Regions from separate parts of the Homo sapiens genome. Here region 2 is linked to region 1. Evidence: read pairs that join two places in POLR2A ChIA-PET (ENCODE). Cell type or tissue: OCI-LY7. All regions are shown on one strand. Links, peaks and the distances in the headings refer to the core of each region. The heading gives the core; the rest is flanking DNA.

Evidence for each region. ChIA-PET counts read pairs that join two places held together with the same protein. Peaks named below come from ENCODE experiments on the same cell type or tissue, not always from the same donor. Only the 100,000 strongest peaks of a DNase experiment are listed, where the experiment ranks them.
Region 2: POLR2A ChIA-PET joins it to region 1 with 9 read pairs; 3 of 35 experiments call an interaction of 5 or more read pairs at or near these places.

The regions. Positions count from the first base shown.
Region 1 is chr13:27,304,218-27,311,289 of GRCh38, forward strand. No RefSeq gene overlaps it. Among named protein-coding and RNA genes, the nearest start is that of RASL11A, 37 kb to the left of the region's middle. In OCI-LY7, for the core only: no CTCF peak of the experiment used is centred there; DNase peaks (open chromatin) are centred at 2,044 and 2,644; H3K4me3 peaks cover 1,588 bases; H3K27ac peaks cover 3,373 bases.
Region 2 is chr13:27,209,035-27,216,106 of GRCh38, forward strand. LOC124903137 (a long non-coding RNA gene) reads left to right here and starts at 3,666. Exons shown (of 2, transcript XR_007063732.1): 1 at 3,666-4,169. In OCI-LY7, for the core only: no CTCF peak of the experiment used is centred there; no DNase peak of the experiment used is centred there.

The DNA.
Region 1 (7,072 bases), core at 644-5,643:
AGCCTTCCATGTTGCAGTCTTGAAGAGAATTCCTTCTCCTTTCAGGAACCTCAGTTTTGCTCTTAAGGCCTTCAACTGATTGGATGAGGCCCACCCATATTACTGAAGTCATCTGCTTTACTCAAAGTCCGCTGACTTAAATGTTGTTGCTGTTGTTTTTGAGACAGAGTCTTGCTCTGTCACCCAGGTTGGAGTGCAGTGGCTGAATTTCAGCTCACTGCAACCTCCGCCTCCCAGCTCAAGTGATTATTACAGGGCGCCCCACCACACCCAGCTAATTTTTGTATTTTTTGTAGAGATGGGGTTTTGCCGTGTTGTTTAAGCTGGTCTCGAACTCCTGACCTCAAGTGATCCTCCTGCCTTGGTCTCCCAAAGTGCTGGGATTACAGGCATGAGCCACTGTGCCAGGCTGTCTGCTGACTTAAAATGTTAATCACACCTAAAAAAATACCTCCACAGCCACCTCTAGATTAGCATTTGACCAAATGCCAAGTTGACACAAAAAATTAATCATCACAACACAGAAACAGTAAAACAGGAGGCTGACAATCTGACTACAGACAGACACAAAAAGTGGACCACAGGCCTGCGCCCAGGGGGAGTGCATTCCAGCAGCCTTGCTGTCGGTGCATGGCTAACTCAACCTGTCTTTATCCTTCTAATCAGCAGTTTGAAATGAAACATGGACTTGAGAAACAGCCCCTTTTTTCCCCTAAAGGCTTTTTAAAAGATGTATTTAAAATAAGAATTATTAGATTGAGAATAAAACCTGAGCAATTCTTCAGAAGCAACATGATTGATGTGTCTGGCATGTGGAGATACTTGCTATACCTTTCTCTTGGGTTGTTTCTTGTTTGGGGAACATTTTCTGAATGAGAAACTTCCATGTGTTAGTCCAGATGTTACTCTGTATTCAATATTAATTTTTCACGCCACTTAACACTGATTTTTTAAATTATAAACTGTTTTTTTCTTTCATGAATTGTCTCTATGTAATTGAATTTTTAAAAGTTTTAAACTGAGAAAAAAGTTCTGCTGTGTGTGGCTTTCTTTTGTAATATAGAAGTATTTGGGAGTTTCCATTGGATTTATCGCTATGTATGTTAAAAGAACGTAGGGTGGCAAATCATAGTGAATATGGGAATAATCATCACAGTGGTTTTGATTCACTAAACTTCTGCAGGGGTGGTCGATAAGGTTTAGCTTTAGGAGGTTGGTTTGCATAAGCTTTCTCCAAAAGTCTAGACACTTATAATTATGGACCTAAGACTATGCTTATCTTTTTTTTTTTTTTTTTTTTTTTTTTGAGATGGAGTCTCGCTGTGTCACTCAGGCTGGAGTGTGCAGTGGTGTAATCTCTACTCATTGCAACCTCCACCTCCCTGGTTCAAGGGATTCTCCTGCCTCAGCCTCCTGAGTAGCTGGGATTACAGGCGCCTGCCACCACGCCCAGCTAATGTTTTGTTTTGTTTTGTATTTTTAGAAGAGACAGGGTTTCACCAGGTTGGCCAGGTTCGTCTTGAACTCCTGACCTCAAGTGATCCACCCGCCTAGGCCTCCCAGATTGCTGGGATTACAGGCGTGAGCCACCGTGCCCAGCTGAATGATGCATTCTTTAAAAGAACCTCCAATATAAAGCTTTTACAAATATTAATCTCTGAGGGAAAAAATAGCAGCAGTTTTTTTTTTTAAGAAGAAAACTAGGTGGAAATTTCTTATATAGCTGTCTTTCTTCCTGAGAGGAACATCACATGCCTTAGTTCTATTTGTGAAGTATAATTTCCTCTTTTGGCTATTTAGTCTCACAAAAGAAGAATTTCAATGGTGTTAGTAATAACTGGGAAAAAAATAGCAAAAAACAGGTAAGAAAAAGCACACAAAATGTACCATAAACATAGCGGAAAACAAAAATGGATTGTAATTAGTGCTGAGGACTCCTCCTTGCTAAGTCACGTCTGCCTGCAGTGAAGCCTGTGAATTTTAGAAGAGAAAAGATTTTTGCTTGTAGAGTTGAAAGTCATCTTGAAGGGCAATACAGACAGCTCACCAATACTAAGGCCATCAGCATGCCACAGAAGTGGGAGCCCTAAAGGCACAATTGAGTGAGTGTACGTGTGTGTGTGTGTACACATGTGGGCTCTCCTACCTTCCTCATCTCCTGGCACCTCCCACCCATATTGGGAGAAGGCTATGAATATATCAATATATGCGATATACTGCATTGATATTGACAGATTCCCGTTCCACCCTTCCTCATCCTGTCAGTTATTGAACTGAACCCTATATAGGGTGGCCTGTGAGCAGATCGGGGGAAAGAATATTTTGTCTGTGTCATTTTGGTTTGTATGAAAGCCTCCCCCTCTCTCTGTTTCTATCTCTCTCTCTGTGTCATCACAGTGATTAAAAAGGATTTGACTGAGTCTTTCATCGGCCTCCAGTCTATAATTATGTACAAACAAGCCCTTTGAAATGCCCTCCTCTTGGTTTACTCTAGGCATCAGTATTAGCAGGGATTGGGGTGTCCTTCACAAAGCGAGAACAAACTTATTAGATAAGCGACTCTCAGAAGGTAGGGCAGATATGAGTTATATTCAGAAAAGTCAGTGAGAAGGAAGTTGCCCTGGATGAAAAGATGAGGAACGGAAATTGTAAGGGACAGGAAATAGTTGTTCTTTTTTAGCCATATGAGCCAGGTGTGGCCAAACGTGTTCAGCTGATAGAGGGACCACTGAAGTTGGGGGGCTAGGGAGCCATCGATGCTCAAAGCATTATTTGGATGGTTTGACTCTCAAGTCATGAAGCTGGTTGCCTCTACATTTTCATTAATGTCTGGAAGAAAAAATTATTTGGCGTTTTCAGCACTGGCAGCTTCTAGAAATTCTCAGTCTGTATCCATGGGCTCCAACCCCAACATTCTAAAGCACTAGCTGAGCTTTAAAGCAGCCACTCCAGGAGGTTTTGATGCAGACCATCTCCAGAACAGGCTTCGAGGAACATTGCCGCAGGCGCACTCCATCAGTCAGAGTGAGAGAACCAGCAGCGTTTCCACCTCTCCGGGGGCCTTTTTGCTGGTTCCAGTCTGCTGGGGACTCACTCACATTGAGACTGGGAATGCAGGCTTCGGGCAAACATGACTTAGCAAGGAGGCGTCCTCAGCATTAAAGCACTCAGTACTTTTCGCTCCCTTATTTCGTAAACATAAAACTGCTAAAAAAAACAGTAAGTCTATTGATTAAAAAAAAAAATCCGGCCAGGCGCGGTGGCTCACGCCTGTAATCCCAGCACTTTGGGAGGCCGAGGCGGGCGGATCACGAGGTCAGGAGATCGAGACCATCCTGGCTAACACAGTGAAACCCCGTCTCTACTAAAAAACACAAAAAAAATTAGCCGGGCGTGGTGGCGGGCGCCTGTAGTCCCAGCTACGCGGGAGGCTGAGGCAGGAGAATGGCGTGAACCCGGGAGGCGGAGCTTGCAGTGAGCCGAGATCGCGCCACTGCACTCCAGCCTGGGCGACAGAGCGAGACTCCGTCTCAAAAAAAAAAAAAAAAAAAAATCCAGGTAGGCTACTAGGGCTGGAATAGCGGCTGTTGCCTGAGACCCAGGAACGTGTTCTTTTCCTGCCCTGCTAGCTATACTGTGTGGCCCCCACCATCGTGGTCCAGGATGGCCGCTGGAGTACCAGGAAGTTCCAGAAAGCAGGCAGGAGTAGCCCCAATGACCTATCTTTCATTAACCTTTACAGAAGTCCTACCCAACACTTGCACTTCTATCTCATTAGGCACAAGGCCAAATGTACCTGCAAGAGAAGCTGGGGAATGCAGTTTTCTCTCTGGACATATTGCCGCCCTTGAAATATTGGGGTCTGTCACTAACAAAACATAGGAGAACGGGCATTGGGCAACAACTAGCTTTCTCTAACCAGAAAGGCGCTACCATTCTTGAAAGCTTAGGATTTGCCTCTGAAGAAGCCCTGCAATTTCTCAGTGAACCTGCTTGGTCTTCCACAGCCCAGAGCCCTTCCAGAAGGAATTCCTGACTGCTAGGGAGGTGTGTGTTGACTGCTTGGCTGGGCAGAGCGCTGAAGACGACCACTAGGACCACTGCCAACACTTTTCACCCTCAAGTGAAGGCTTGCTAGGCTGCCTGCTGCCATCTCTCTCCTACCGTGGGATAGACAAGCTGTGACTAGATCCACCATGTGAATGGTCTGAAGTGAGGCACAGGGAGAGGAACTTGCCTAGGTGCCAGGTGGTGTTTGGAGCCGGGGCAACAGGATCTAACCCACGTGTTTTCTGCCCAGTGGGAAGCAGAGTTCTCTTAAGAACAAAGAACACTAATAATGACTCCACGACAAACATCTACAACAGAAATGGGAAAAGTTCCCTTGTCCCCCTCGCAAGCCGGGTGACAGGGGAGTGGTCCCTTCTCCAGTGCCCCGCTACTCAGACCTCTAAGGAAAGCATACAGAGGGGCAGGCTGGCGGGTGGGGGGGGGGCTCCAACCTCACAGCGGTGTCTGGGGTGAATGTTTACCGCTCCTGAAGCCCCAGCGGGCGTGTGTTACGCAGTGCTCTTTTAGTTTTGCTGTCTAGAGGCAGTTTGTGCTAACCAATTCAATTATATCCTCTACGTTGTTACAAAGAGCGCTTTCTGTAGCCCAGGTCCTACCGTTGGTGTACTGAAAAATGGGATCACACCCGGGCTTGGAGAACGAGTGCAAGGTTTCGAGTGGAAGTAACTCGGGGTAAGTCAGAAGGGAGTAGAGTGGAGAGATCTTCCCATGGAGTCAGGCCGCTCAAAGGCCTGGGCTTTCTCCTCTGACTGCCCCAGCCAAACTTCTCATCCTTCCGCTTCTGCCGGTCCTGTCTCCTAGTACCTGTGGGTCCATTCCCGTCAACATCCAGCCGCCTGCGTGTTCCAGCCGCCTCGGTTCCTCCGGTGATGCGCCCGTCTCCACTTGCTGAGCCTGCAATGTCGGCCTGTTACGGTCTTGAGGGTTTTTATAGGCCCAGGATGCGGGCGTGGCAGGCCAAGGTGGTCTTGGGAAATGCAACATTTGGGCAGGAAATGCCTGTCCTCACCTAGGTCCGTGGGTGTGGAGCCCTAGCCAGGGACCACGCCCTCCTTTACCCAGCACTTCCTTTCCCTACTTCCATGCCACATTCTTCTCTTACCAGCACTCCTGTATCAGTACCAAGCCCCAGTTCCTTAAGCCAGACTGGGACCTTTGTGTAAGGGAATGAATCCCAAGCCCTCCAAGCGCAGACAGGGAACAAACACATGGGCAGAGCTGATGGGGTTTCTTTCTGACAACACCAGCAGCAATCTGGGTGTGGCAGGTGCCCTACTAATGGCTTTAGATGACTACACAGCCCTGGAGGACAGAGAAGCAGGCAAGGCTGTGACAAGGAAAGAAGAGTGGATGGAAGTCACTGGGACACTGGGTCAGAGCCAATTCATGACGTGCCTCTTTCCCCCTTCAACTTGTTAATGGTACTATAACCTTCCATAACCACCTACTAACAGCTCCTCAGCCCTGGAGCTGGCAGGACCTCTGAGGCATCAGCCGCAGGGCCCTGAGAGCAGGCTTGGGCTGTTTGCGGGTAGCTCAAGCTGAACTTTCCTATAAATGAGCGGCCTGCTTCTCGGCCCCACTTTCCTTTCCTGGCTAGATAACTAGAAGCTCATTTGACTTTATGAACCAGAGCTCAGAGAATTAAGGTCGAATACATTTTTCTCTTTGAGTGGGAAGAAAATACTTTTTTCACTTTGTTTTAAAACCGTATCTGCCTGCTTATATATAACATCAGTTATCAGGGGACGGGTCAGAGTCTCTTAGAAGATCACTTCTGCGAAAGTCCAAGATTTGAAAACGAGTAAGTGGACCACTTTGTATTTATTAGGATATATTTATTTATTTAGACAAGGTTTCACTCTGTCATGCAGGCTGGAATGCAGTGTCATGATCTTGGCTCACCACAACCTCCATCTCCGGGGCTCAAGCCATCCTCCCAACTCAGCCTCCCAAGTAGCTGGGACTGCAGGAGCTTGCCACCATGCCTGGCTAATTTTTGTATTTTTTTTGTGGAGACGGGGTTTCGCCATGTTGCCCAGGCTGGTCTTGAATTCATGAGCTCAAGCGACCCACTTGCCTTGGCCTCCCAAAGTGCAGAGATTATAGGCATGAGTCAGCTGGGATTACAGGTGTGAGTCACTGTGCCCTGCCCTATTAGGAGATATTTTGTGTTTATGTACCAAATGAGAGAAAGAAGCTTAAGGTTCTCTAGTAGAAAAGTGTCCATTATAAAAAGTCACACAATGTTACACAATGTTTCTTTTCTTCATTCACTCAAAAACTTTTTCAATGAATGTCTACCACGTGCCAGGCACCGTGTTGTTTTGCCAAGTGAGGGGAGATAAAAGTTGAGGGGTGGGGTCCTCTGGTCACCAATGACGGGCCCACGGCGATCACTGTTGAGACGGCCGTCATTGTGGGCAGCCTGGTCCGACAGGCCTCTGAGCTTCTGGCCAGACTGGGGAATGCCATCTTCCTGAAGAACTGCCTGAGCCATCTCCCACCTCTCCTCCAGTCCAGTCCAGTACGGTCCAGCCATCTCCCCTCAGGCATGGCCTGTGGCACCCCTCCCCACTTCTACCCAGCGTAGGATCTCCTGCCCTTGCCTAGGGAGGAAGGATAACCCATTCTTACCACGTATCAACTTCTCTGAAAGGCCTTTTGTATTCCCCAAATCTCCTCTCCATTGTAAATATGCAACATGCGTGATTCTGTCACAATTTATCTATAAACAGAATCTGCTAGAAGCTTTTAAGGGCCCAGGCTTCAGCAGCACTAAGCTGAGACACTCTGGGCTGCCTCTGTTTTCTGTGGGTTCCTCTTTGGAGCTCGTTGAGCCTGGGCTTTGTCCTTGAACCATGCTTGTCTTTCCTGAGGCAGTGAAGACAAATGGAAATGACAATGGGATGAAGTCTCAAAGTGGCTCAAGTGGCATTCCATTTCAAATAGGTAAAGAACTCTTTGTCACCATTGGAACACTTTTAAATATCCTGCAGAG
Region 2 (7,072 bases), core at 1,105-6,104, 95 kb before region 1:
TGATTTCAACTCACTGCAACCTCCGCTTCCAAGGCTCAAGTGACTCTCCAGCCTCAGCCTCGTGAGTAGCAGGGACTACAGGCACAAGCCACCAATGCCGGGCTAATTTTTGTATTTTTTGTAGAGTTGGGATTTTGTCATGTTGCCCAGGTTGGTCTTGAACTCCTGAGCTCAAAACAATCCTCCCCCCTCAGCCTCCCAAAGTGCTGGGATTACAAGCATGAGCCAGCAAGCCTGGCCAAAAAATTTTATCTGGCAAAACTATATTCAGTAATGAAGTAGAAATTAAGACACTCCCAGATTAACAAAAACTGGAGAAATTTGTCACTAGTAGACCAGCCCTACAGGAAATGCTAAAAGGAGTCCTTCAGGCTGACATGAAAGGCAATATACAGTAACTTGCGGCCATGTGAAGAAAGAACTTCAGTAAAGGTATTACAACTACATAGGTAAAGGTATTATAACTACAAAAAACAGTATTACTATATTTTTGCTTTATAACTCCTTGTTTTTTATATGATTTAAAAGACAAGTGCATAAACAATAGTTATAAATATATGTTAATCAGCACACGATGCATGAAGATGTAGTTTGCAGCAATAGCAACATAAAGGAGGGATGGAGCTATGTAAGAGCAAAGTTCTGTATGCTATTTAAACTAACCTGGTATAAATTCAAACTTGATTGTTATAAATTATAATGTTAACTGTAATCCTCAGGGTAATCACTAAGAAAATAACTAAAAAATATAAAGTAGAGTCAGGCAGCAGTGCCTGTAGTCCCAGTTACTTGGGAGGCTGAGGCGGGAGGATCCTTTGAGGCCAGGATTTGAGCAGTTAGCTTTGATCACACCTGTGAATAGCCACTTCACTCTGGCTGGGCAAGAAAGTGAACCCCCACCTCTAAAACATAGAGATAAAGCTACATGACCTTGGATCTGGCAACAGTTTTTTAGTTTGACATAAAAACCTCAAGCAACAAAAGAAAAAATAGATAAAATTGTCTGGGAATGGTGGCTCATGCCTGTAATCCCAGCAATTTAGGAGGCCAACTTAGGGCGATCACTTGAGGTCAGGTGTTCTAGACCAGCCTGGCCAACACGGTGAAACCCCGTCTCTACTAAAAATACAAAAATTAGCCAGGAGTGGTGGTGCACGCTTGTATCCCAGCTACTCAGGAGGCTGAGGCAGGAGAATTGCTTGAACTTGGGAGGCGGAGGTTGCAGTGAGCCAAGCTTGTGCCGCTGCACTCCAGCCTGGGTGATAGAGCAAAACTTCGTCTCAAAATAAAAAAAAAAAAAAGGAAGGAAGAAAAAGTAGATAAATTGAGCTTCATCAAAATAAAAACTTTTGTGCATCTAAAGACCCTATCAAGAAAGTGAAAAGACAACCTACGGAATAGGAGAAATTATTGGCAAATCATGTATCTGCTAAGTCTAGTATCTATAATACATGAAGAACCCTTATAATTCAACAAGAAAAAAGACAAGCAAGCCAAATAAAAAATAGGCAAGGGATATGAATAGTTCTTCAAATAAGATATTCTAATGGCCAATAAACACATAAAAATATGCTCATCATTCATCACAAGGGAGATGCAAATCAAAATCACAAGATATCATTTTATACCTATTAGGATGGTTATAATTTTCTGCTGTTGTTTTTTGTGTTTTTGTTTTTGATGATGGTTTTATTTTATTTTATTTTTTTTGAGACAGAATCTTGCTCTATCGCCCAGGCTGGAGTGCAGTGGCGTGATCTCAGTTCACTGCAACCTCTGCCTCCCGGGTTCTAGAGATTCTCCTGCCTCAGTCTCCCGAGTAGTTGGGACTACAGGCATGTGTCACCATGCCCAGCTAATTTTTTGAATTTTTAGTAGAGACAGGGTGTTAGCCAAGATGGTTTCGGTCTCCTGACCTCATGATCCACCTGCCTCTGCCTCCCAAAGTGCTGGGATTATAGGCATGAACTACCATGCCCAGTCAAAAACATTTTTTTTTGAGACAGGGTCTTGCTCTGTTGCCCAGGCTGGAGTGCAGTGCCATGATCACAGCTCACTGCAGCCTTGACCTCCTGGGCTCAGGAGGGTGATCCTGCCATCTCAGACACCCAGGTATCTGGAACTACAGGTATGCACTGCGATGCCTAGATATTTTGGATTTTTTGTACAGATGGGGTTTCTCCATATTGCCCGGGCTGGTCTTGAACTCCTAGGTTCAAGTGATCCACCTGCCTCAGCCTCCCAAAGCTCTGGGATTACAGGCATAAGCCATGAGCCATTGTGCCCAGACTAAAACATTTTTTAAACCAGAAAATAAGTGTTGGCAAGGATGGAGAAAACTGCAACTCTTGTACATTGCTGATGAGAATGTAAAATGGTGCAGCTGCTGTGGAAAACAGTTTGGTGGTTCCTCAAAAAGTTAAACAAAGAATTACACACAAGAGTTAGCAATTCCGCTCCTAGGTGTTTACCCAAAAGAATTGAAAATAGGAACTCAAACTCAAAAATACTAAGAATATTGTCATATTCTGTCATAATACTAAGAATATTGTCATATTCTTAGCAGTATTATTCACAATAGCCAAAATGTAGAAATAACCCAAATGCCCATTAACTGATAAGTGGATAAATAAAAGTAGTATGTCCATATAATGGAATATTATTCAGCCATAACAAGAGTTAAAATTCAGCTGGGTGCAGTGTCTCATGTCTGTAATCCTGGAAGGCTGAGGCAGGTAGATCACTTGAGCCCAGGAGTTCGAGACCAGCCTGGGCAACATGGCGAAACCCTGTCTCTACAAAAATATACAAAAATTAGCCAGGCCTGGTGGTGCATATCTGTAGTCCCAGCTACTCGGGAAGCTGATGTGGAAGGATTGCTTGAACCTGGGAGGCAGAGGCTGCAGTGAGTCAGAAGCTGCAGTGAGTCAGAAGCTGCAGTGAGCTGAGATTGCACTGAGAGGTGACAACGTGCTGGCAGCCCTTGCTCACTCTTGGCACCTCCTTGGCCTCGGCGTCCGCTCTGGCCACGCTTGAGGAGCCCATCAGCCCACCGCTGCACTGTGAGGGCCCCCCTTGGAGTCTGGCCAAAGCCAGAGCTGGCTCCCTCTGCTCCTGGGGAGATTTCAGGGAGAGGCGTGGGTGGGAGCCAGGGCTGCAGGCGCAGGTTCTGGGTGGGCATGGGCTTGGCGGGCCCTGCACTCCTAGTGGCCGGCACCTACTGGGCTTCATCTGGGACGAGCTCCCTCTGGGCTGCCGGAATGCCTGGGCTAGGTGCCGCAAAGTCCCATGGGAAGTGCCACTGAGAGGTGAACCCGGCTGGGCTTCTGGGTTGGGTGGGGACCTGGAGAACTTTTCTGTCTAGCTAAAGGTTTGTAAAAACACACCAATCAGCACTGTGTCTAGCTAAAGGTTTGTAAATGCACCACTCAGCACTCTGCGTCTAGCTAATTGGGTAGGGGACTTGGAGAACTTTTGTGTCTAGCTAAAGGTTTGTAAATGCAGCAATCAGCCTTCTGTCAAAACGGACCAATCAGCTCTCTGTAAAACAGACCAATCAGCTCTCTGTAAAATGGACCAGTCAGCTCTCTGTAAAATGAACCAATCAGTAGGATGTGGGTGGGACCAGATAAGGGAATAAAAAGCAGGCTACCCAAGCCAGCAGCGGCAAGCCGCTTGGGTCCCCTTCCATGTTGTGGAAGCTTTGTTCTTTCACTCTTCACAATAAATCTTGCTGCTGCTCACTCTTTGGCTCTGCACCACCTTTATGAGCTATAACACTCACCACGAAGGTCTGCAGCTTCACTCCTGAGGCCAGCAAGACCACAAACTCACCGGAAGGAACAAACAACCCCAAACGCACCGCCTTTAAGAGCTGTAACACTCACCGCAAAGGTCTGCAGCTTAATTCCTGAAGTCAGCGAGACCACGAACCCACCAGAAGGAAGAAACTCTGGACACATCTGAACATATGAAGGAACAAACTCTGGACACACCATCTTTAAGAACTGTAACACTCACTGCGAGGGTCCACGGCTTCATTCTTGAAGTCAGCGAGACCAAGAACCCAGTAATTCCGGACACATTTTGGTGACCACGAAGGGACTATCGCCTATCACCAAGCAGTAAGACTATCACCAAGCAGTGAGACCACTGCCTATCGCCAAGCGGTGAGTACTATTGAACCCCTTTCACTTGCTATTCTGTCCTATTATTCCTTAGAATTTGGGGGCTAAATAACGGGCACCTGTTGGCTAGTTAATAGCGACTAGCGCGGCTGCCGGACTAAAGACACGGGTGTCAGGCTTTCTGGGAAAGGGCTCTCTAACAACCCCTGACTCTTCGGAGTTGGGAGCATTGGTTTGCCTGGAACCAGCTTCCACTTTTCCTGTACTTCTGGGCTGAGCTGAGGGTTGACAGAGAGGAAAGCCATTCAGCTCTGGGGTCCCAACAGCAAGCTGGTTGACCCTGTAGCCATGAGCGGAACTCTCAAGTCATGTCACCCAAGCGAGACTCGCCCATCTATTCTATCTACCCTGACCCTTGCCTCCTGGGTCCTAATGCCTGCTAGACAAACTTCCTCTTGCCTCTCTTCTCCGAAGCTAGTCCCGCTTCTAAAAGTCACTCCCTGTCTCTGGTGCTTTTCTAGTTTCTCTTATAAGAATGATTTCTAGTATAAACTCCAGGACTCTGTTACCTTCTTTCAGCACCTGGGGTCACCAATCAGAAAGACATAATTTTTGCCCAAAGCCCCATCATGGGGGGACTACCTGGAATTTTAGGATCCCTCCTCAGACTAGCAGGCCTAACAAAAGCTATTCCTGAAGCTAGGATATGGGAAGCCTCAGAAATTGTATCCTTCCTATTCATATAAGTGAGGACAAAAGGTGTCACTCTTCCAACTCTGGAGATCCCTTCCCTCCCTCAGGGTATGGGCCTCCACTTCATTTTTGGGGCATGACATCTCTATAGGACATGGGTAAGGTCCCAATACTAACATGAGAATGCTTAGGACTCTAAAAAGTTTTGAAGAATGCATCAGTCAGGGCCATTAAATCCGATTTTTCTCAGTCCTCCTTGTGGTCTAGGAGGACAGGCAAGGGTACAGGTTTTTGAGAATGCATCAGTAAGGGCCACTAAATCCGACCTTTCTCAGTCCTCCTTGTGGTCTGGGAGGAAAACTAGTGTTTCTGCTGCTGCGTTGGTGAGCACAACTATTCTGATCAGCAGGGTCCAGGGACTGTTGTGGGTTCTTGGGCAGGGGTTGTTTTTGCTGCTGCATTGGTGAGCGCAACTATTCCAGTCAGCAGGGTCCAAAGACCATTGCGGGTTCTTGGGCAGGGGGAGAAACAGAACAGAACAGAACAAAACAAAACAAAACAAAACAAAACCATGGGCAGTTTTGTCTTTCAGATGAGAAACACTCAGGTATCAACAGGCTCACCCTTGAAATGCATCCTAAATCATTGGGACCAATTTGACCCACAAACCCTGAAAAAGAGGTGGCTAATTTTTTCTGCACTATGGCCTGGCCCCAATATTCTCTCTCTGATGGGGAAAAATGGCCACCTGAGGGAAGTATAAATTACAATACTATCCTGCAGCTTGACCTTTTCTCTAAAAGGGAAGGCAAATGGAGTGAAATGCCTATGTCCAAGCTTTCTTTTCACTGAAGGAGAATACACAACTATGCAAAGCCTGCAATTTACATCCCACAGGAGGACCTCTCAGCTTACCCCCATATCCTAGCCTCCCTATAGCTCCCCTTCCCATTAATGATAATCCTCCTCTAATCTCCCCTACCAAGAAGGAAATAAGCAAAGAAATCTCCAAAGGACCACAAAAACCCCTAGGCTATTGGTTATGTCCCCTTCAAGCTGTAGGGGGAGGGGAATTTGGCCCAACCTAGGTACATGTCCCCTTCTCCCTCTATGATTTAAAGCAGATCAAGGCAGACCTTGGGAAGTTTTCAGAAGATCCTGATAGGTACATAGATGTCCTACAGGGTCTAGGGCAAACCTTCAACCTTGCTTGGAGAGATGTCATGCTACTATTAGATCAAACCCTGGCCTTTAATGAAAAGAATGTGGCTTTAGCTGCAGCCCGAGAGTTTGGAGATACCTGGTATCTTAGTCAAGTAAATGATAGAATGATAGCCAAAGAGAGGGATAAATTCCCTACCGGTCAGCAAGCCGTCCCCCGTATGTATTCCCACTGGGGCCTTGACTCAGATCATGGGGACTGGAGTCATAAACATCTGTTGACCTGTGTTCTAGAAGGACTAAGGAGAATTAGGAAAAAGGCCCATGAATTATTCAATGATGTCCACCATAACTCAGGGAAAGGAAGAAAATCCTTCTGCCTTCCTCGAGCAGCTACGGGAGGCCTTAAGGAAATATACTCCCTGTCACTTGAATCACTCGAGGGTCAATTGATTCTAAAAGATAAGTTTATTACCCAATCAGCCACAGATATGAGGAGAAAGCTCCAAAAGCAAGCCCTGGGCCCTGAGCAAAATTTGGAGGCATTATTAAACCTGGCAACCTCAGTGTTCTATAATAGGGACAAAGAGGAACAGGCCCAAAAGGAAAAGCAAGATCAGGGAAAGGCCACAGCCTTAGTCATGGCCCTCAGACAGACAAACCTTGGTAGTTCAGAGAGGACAGAAAATGGAGCAGGCCAATCACCCTGTAGGGCCTGTTACCAGTGTGGTTTGCAAGGACACTTTGAAAAAGATTGTCCAATGAGAAACAAGCTGCCCCCTCGTCCATGTCCACTATGCCCAGGCAATCGCTGGAAGGTGCACTGCCCCAGAGGACAAAGATTCTCTGAGTCAGAAGCCCCCAACCAAATGATCCAACAACAGGACTGAGGGTGCCTGGGGCAAGCGCCAGCTCATGTCATCAACCTCATTGAGCCCTGGGTATGTTTAACCATTGAGGGTCAGGAAATTGACTTCCTCCCGGATACTGGTGCGACCTTCTCAGTGTTAATCTCCTGTCCTGGACGACTGTCCTCAAGGTCCATTACCATCCAAGGAATCCTGGGACAGCCTGTAACCAGGTATTTCTTC